2 separate regions of the Homo sapiens genome follow, and region 1 is linked to region 2. The links are chromatin contacts, found by Hi-C or POLR2A ChIA-PET in ENCODE. All regions are on one chromosome and are shown on one strand. The core of a region is the stretch at or near the end of the contact, and the rest is flanking DNA. Distances in the headings are between cores, read along the strand shown. Region 1 holds the start of ENDOG (endonuclease G). Region 2 overlaps LRRC8A (leucine rich repeat containing 8 VRAC subunit A).

Region 1 (2,700 bases), core at 17-2,516, 84 kb after region 2:
CTAGTTGCAGGAAAACAAGCTCAGGGCTCCCACGGATCCTACATTACTGTGAGTTGTATATTTCACTATATGTTACAATGTAATAATAATAGAAATAAAATGTACATAAATGTAACGCACTTGAATTATCCTGAAACCCGCCCTCACCCACCAAGCCGTGGAAAAACTGTCTTCCACGAAACCGCACCCTGGTGCCCAATAGGTTGGGCGCTGCGGTTCTACAACAGACAGCCTTCTTCTGCTGTGTGACACTGTGCCCGTCACTTTGCCTCTGTGAGCCTCAGCGCCTCATCACTACCGCAGGAGGAAGGTGAATAACGGTATTATCCCCATTTTTTTGACGAGGAAAGCGACGCTCAGGGAGGTGCCCAGGGTTCGCAGTTGAAGCTCAAGCCCTGGTCGGCCTGCAGACCCTGTGCCTGGAGCCCAGTGCTCCTCCCTCCCGCCACGGGATGTCACTGCGATGCCTGACCGGGGGCGCGTTGGGCAGCTGCCCCGTTCTGCAGAAGAACAAACCGAGGCCCCGCGAGGCCAGGCGCCGGCCCCGCATTCCGCGACCGGCCCGGGGCGCGGGCGCTACCTGGGGCGCGACGTTGCTCAGGTAGAACGTGTCGTCCATGGCCTTCTGGCTCCAGCGGTGGTTGGCGGCGGCGGCCAGGTGACCGCGGTCGAAGCCACTGCCGCGGTAGTCGGCGTTGGTGGCACGGTGGTACGCGTGCACCGAGTCGTCCTCGCGGAAGTCGCACTCGCGCCGGTCGCCGTCGCCGCGGAGACGCTCGGGTCGCAGCTGCTCCACCACCCAGAGCGCGCCGCGGGTGCGCGGGTCGTAGCACAGCACGTACGACTCGCGGCTCTTGAGCTGCGCCAGCCCCGGCAGCCCGTACTTGGCCAGCTCGCCCGGGCCGCGGGGTCCCCCGGGCACAGGGGGCAACTCGGCTGCCGCCGCCACGGGCAGCACGGGCAGCCGGCCCAGCAGTCCCGGCGCCGCCCGCGCGTCCTCCCGCCGCCGCCGCCAGCCCTCGACGACCGCACCCAGCCCCGCGCCCGACGCCAGGGTCAGGCCGGCCCGCAGCGCCCGCATGGCCGGGGAGCGACCTAGCGGCGGGCGACCCGCGAGGCTCTTAAAGGAGCCGCGTCGCGGGATCCAACGAGGGCACAGGGCTGCTGGGGCCGCGGACGATAGCGTGACCTCCCTTCCACTCACAAACACTGCCAAGGGCTTGGGCCTCGGAACCCAGAAGGGAGCAGCAGAGCCCAACCGGGTGTCCCCGGCGTCCTTTCTTTGCGCATTTAAGACGCCGGTATGAGGGGCGTGGCATCGTCGCCTCAGCTCGCGATTGGCCACCATCAGGCCTGGCTCCGCACCCGCCTCGCAGGCCCCCTGCTGGTCGTGGGGTGGGAGACACTCTCTCCTCTGCGCCTGCGCAGGGAGCTCCTGCTTAATACGCTCCGCGGAAGGGTCAAGCACTGTCGAAAGCTTTTACTGTCACTGCTTAGTCTCACCCTCTACACCGCTCGGAGAGTGAGCTCCTAGTTCGCAGAGCAGGCACAGGGCCCCAGGTATATCTGGCCCTAGGCTATCCTCCATGACACCATAAAATAAGCCCCGCAATTCTACCAGATTGGCAAAGGTTTCTTTTTTTTTTTTTTTTTTTTTGAGACGGAGTTTCGCTCTGGTCGCCCAGACTCGAGTGCAATGGCGTGATCTCGGCTCACTGCAACCTCCGCCTCACAGGTTCAAGCGATTCTCCTGCTTCAGCCTCCCAAGTAGCTGGGATTACAGGCATGCGCCACCACGCCCGGCTAATTTTGTATCTTTAGTAGAGACAGGGTTTCTCCATGTTGGTCAGGCTGGTCTCAAACTCCCGACCTCAGGCGATCCGCCGGCCTCGGCCTCCCAAAGTGTTGGCATTACAGGCGTGAGCCACCGCGCCCGGCCCAGATTGGCAAAGATTTTAATTAACAGCAGTTTGAGGACAAGGATGCAGACGGCTGATGCTGGCTGCTGGCTGGAACAGAAACCTGGGGCGAATATTCCAAAAAACAGCTTGACAGTACAGTACAAGCGAAGCCTTAAAAAGGTTCATACCGTTCAACCCACGCAGAGGGCTGAGCTGGGGAAATCTCGGGAATGCAAGGATCTCGAACGCAAATATTCACCAGAGTATTACACTGCCGGCAGGAATAAGCAAAATATTCAGAAATATGGACTGGTTAAGGACTTTTATTTTTTGAGACGGAGTCTCACTCTATTGCCCAGGCTGGAGTGCAATGGCGTGATCTCCGCGCAGTGGAACCTCTGCCTCCCAGGTTCAAGTGATTCTCCTGCCTCAGCCTCTGAAGTAGCTGGGATTACAGGCGCGCACCACCAGGCCCAGCTAATTTTTTTTTTTTTTTGAGACGGAGTCTCGCTCTGTCGCCCAGGCTCACTGCAACCTCCGCCTCCTTGGTTCAAGCGATTCTCGTGCCTCGGCCTCCTGAGTAGCTGGGACTACAGGCGCGCGCCACCACGCCCAGCTAATTTTTGTACTTTTAGTAAAGAATGGGTTTCACCATGTTGGCCAGGCTGGTCTCGAACTAACTCCTGACCTTGTGATCCACCCACCTTGGCCTCCCAAAGTGCTGGGGTTATAGACATGGGCCACCCAACCCAGCCACTCTTAGCATTTTTTTTTCCTTTAAGGAAAATAAGGTCTTGTG
Region 2 (2,700 bases), core at 107-2,606:
CCCAGAACCTAGATTTTTATCTAAACCAAGTTTTAAATGCCTGTGTCAAATGTGTCTGTCTCTCTTAGGAGAGGAACAGGGGTGCCCAGATGATGGGCCACCTTTCTTTGATTACTGATAATGTTAATAACCAGAATAGTAACAAACTTTTTTTTTTTCCCTTTTTGAGACAGTCTCACTCTGTCACCCAGGCTGGGGTGCAGTGGCATGATCCTGACTCACTGCAACCTCTGCCTCCTGGGTTTAAGTGATTCTCATGTTTCAATCTCCCAAGTGGCTGGGATTACAGACGCCCGCCACCACATCCAGCTAATTTTTGTATTTTTAGTAGAGACGGTGTTTTGCCATGTTGGCCGGGCTGGTCTTGAATTCCTGGCCTCAACCAATCCACCTGCCTTGGCCTCCCAAAGTTCTGGGATTACAGGCGTGAGCCACCGTGCCCGGCCTAGGTAGGAACTCTTTAAGAACAGCACTTCTCGGGCCAGGCACAGAGGCTCACGCCTGTAATCCCAGCACTTTGGGAGGCCAAGGCGGGCGGATCACGAGGTCAGGAGATCGAGACCATCCTGGCTAACAAGGTGAAACTCCGTCTCTACTAAAAATACAAAAAAATTAGCCGGGCATAGTGGCAGGCGCCTGTAGTCCCAGCTGCTTGGAAGGCTGAGGCAGGAGAATGGCGTGAACCCGGGAAGTGGAGCTTGCAGTGAGCCGAGATCACGCCACTGCACTCCAGCCTGGGTGACAGAGCGAGGTGCCGACTCAAAAAAAAAAAAAAAAAAGAACAGCACCTCTCTGCAAATGCCAAACACTCCCCAGCCCCAATCTTTCTAGGCTATGCTGGATGGGGAGGACAGGAGGAAGGCAGAGCAGGACCCCATGTGAGGCAGGTGGAATGGGGCACTCAGCAAGGGTGATGATGGCCACAGCCAGTGCTGAGGGCCTGGAAGTGTGCCAGGCACCAGGCAGGCCTCCCCTGCAGGCCCTCCTAGGGTCATCCTTGATGCCCAAGAGGCCAGGCCTCTATAGCCCCATCCCAGAGATGGGGGTGCTAAGGCTCAGGAAGGTGACATCACCTGCCAACATCCCCCTGCTATTAAGGGGCAGAGTAGAGTAAGAACAAACCCAGCAGGCCTGTCCCTCTACCACCGGGCTCAGGTCCTCGCCACCATGTGGGACTTGCCCTCCGCCTGCCCAAGGTCTCACCCAGGCGGTGCCAAGAGAAACAGGACTGGGAGTGCAGCTTCCCCGCCCCTCAGCATTACCAGCGCTCAGGTCACAAAGGGGCCAGCAGACACCACCGCCCGCCCTGGGCTGGCAGCTCCAGGCCAGAAGTCAGTCCTCCTAGTGATGCCAGGACTCACGGGCCAGGGCAAGCACCCGCCCCACAGGAAGGCCCGGGCCCTCTAATGACCAGGTGGGTCCACGCACCACCTACACTGCTGGGAAAGAAAGTGGCACTGGGAGAGCTTCTGAATCACACAGCTGCCTCCACTGAGACATGTGGACACCTGGAGTCCCCATCCAGGGCCAGGACCTAAAGACTGGGGAACAGAAGAGGGAGGAGAGGAGCCCGGTGCATGCAGCAGCCTGCCTGCCCCCAAGTCTGGAATGAGACAGCCAGGGCGGGCGCGGCTGTTTGAGCGGGCAGGATGTGGTGACAATGATACTGCAACACCTCCCTCGTGTTCAGGGAGTGGGGTGTGTTCGCTCACAGAAACACCTGCTTCCTCTGCGAGGAGCCGCCCCAGCCCCGCCGACCTGGGGCTTGTCTGTACCACCCAGACTCCTCCTTCTGAGGCAGGAAGTGTTCCCAGCTCAGTCACACAGGTGAGGGAAACTGAGGCTCACAGAGGCAAAACCACCTGCCCAAGGCAGGAAACACCGTCCCAATCAGGTCTGATTCTGACCACCCGCCCCAACTCCGTGCTTGGTCTGGGAACATCCGGACTCTGTTCAGCCCTTGGCTAGGTCCAGCGGGGGTAAAAAAAAATGATCAAGGTGGGACTTCTGCTTCAGGTTCCTCTCTCCAGTTTGAGTGTGTCTGGGGAGTGGAGGAGGGCCCTGGGGTTCCAATGGCAGAGCCTGGGGCTGGCTGCAGAGCTGAGAAGGGCCTGGACTGGAGTCTCTCACAGGCCTGGCCCGGCTGGTGCCTGGGCCTACCCCTGGTAAGGGTAACCTGTCTGGAGGGGTCACCCCCAGCTGCACCCGTTTCCTTGTCCTCTGCTGTGTGATTCTGGAAAAGTCACTGCCCCTCTCTGATGGGGCTTCGGGGGAGATCAGGAAAGAGGGTGCAGGCACCAAATCCAGGGTTGAGTTCCCAAGGGTGTGGGGAAAGGAGCCCCACCCCAACAGGAGCCAGCCGGGTGGTCAGAGCCACCTGCCTGCCCCCTACAGGGGCAGGCTCCCTCCCACACGGCTCTTGCCGAGGATGAAGAGGGGAAGCCAGTACCAAGGTGTGGGCCTGGACTCTGGTAGCCTCTCTGTGGGACCTTGGACAAGCTCTTCACTGCTTGCAGCCTCAGTTTCTTCACATACATGGTGGGCATGATACCACGCAGGGCTGCTGGGAGGAGGCCATGGAATTATTTTAATTAAATGGGACGGGGTCTTGCTATGTTGTCCAGGCTGGTCTCAAACTCCTGGCCTCAAGCAATCCTCCTGCTTTGGCCTCCAGAGTAGCTGGACTGTAGGCATGTAGCA

What was found. Hi-C counts contacts between places; a loop is a spot of excess contacts on that map. ChIA-PET counts read pairs that join two places held with the same protein, here RNA polymerase II (POLR2A). Pooled maps may share reads with other maps.
Region 1: a loop to region 2 is called in a map of CD4-positive, alpha-beta T cell, with 13 times the contacts of the local background. The contact joins the promoter of ENDOG here to the enhancer-like site in region 2. A Hi-C loop is called at or near these places in 2 of 168 maps with a recorded cell type or tissue (CD4-positive, alpha-beta T cell and naive thymus-derived CD4-positive, alpha-beta T cell), 1 of 37 single-sample maps with no recorded cell type and 11 of 50 pooled maps. POLR2A ChIA-PET finds 5 or more read pairs at or near these places in 10 of 52 experiments (AG04449, CD4-positive, alpha-beta T cell, CD4-positive, alpha-beta memory T cell and 7 more).

Annotation. Positions count from the first base shown.
Region 1 is chr9:128,817,066-128,819,765 of GRCh38, reverse strand. It overlaps ENDOG (endonuclease G), which reads right to left and starts at 1,266. Exons shown (of 3, transcript NM_004435.2): 1 at 581-1,266. The coding sequence starts at 1,081. It overlaps KYAT1-SPOUT1 (KYAT1-SPOUT1 readthrough), which reads left to right. Exons shown (of 25, transcript NR_182311.1): 25 at 1-115. It overlaps SPOUT1 (SPOUT domain containing methyltransferase 1), which reads left to right. Exons shown (of 12, transcript NM_016390.4): 12 at 1-115. RefSeq lists enhancers at 263-352, 303-868 and a silencer at 973-1,032.
Region 2 is chr9:128,901,492-128,904,191 of GRCh38, reverse strand. All of the region lies in intron 2 of LRRC8A (leucine rich repeat containing 8 VRAC subunit A), which reads right to left. Among named protein-coding and RNA genes, the nearest start is that of PHYHD1, 18 kb to the left of the region's middle. RefSeq lists a silencer at 279-451. Within about 2 kb of position 1,356, at least 22 of the 41 ENCODE cell types and tissues checked have a DNase peak (open chromatin) inside an H3K27ac peak, as active enhancers do; they include CD4-positive, alpha-beta T cell, where a contact is called at or near this core.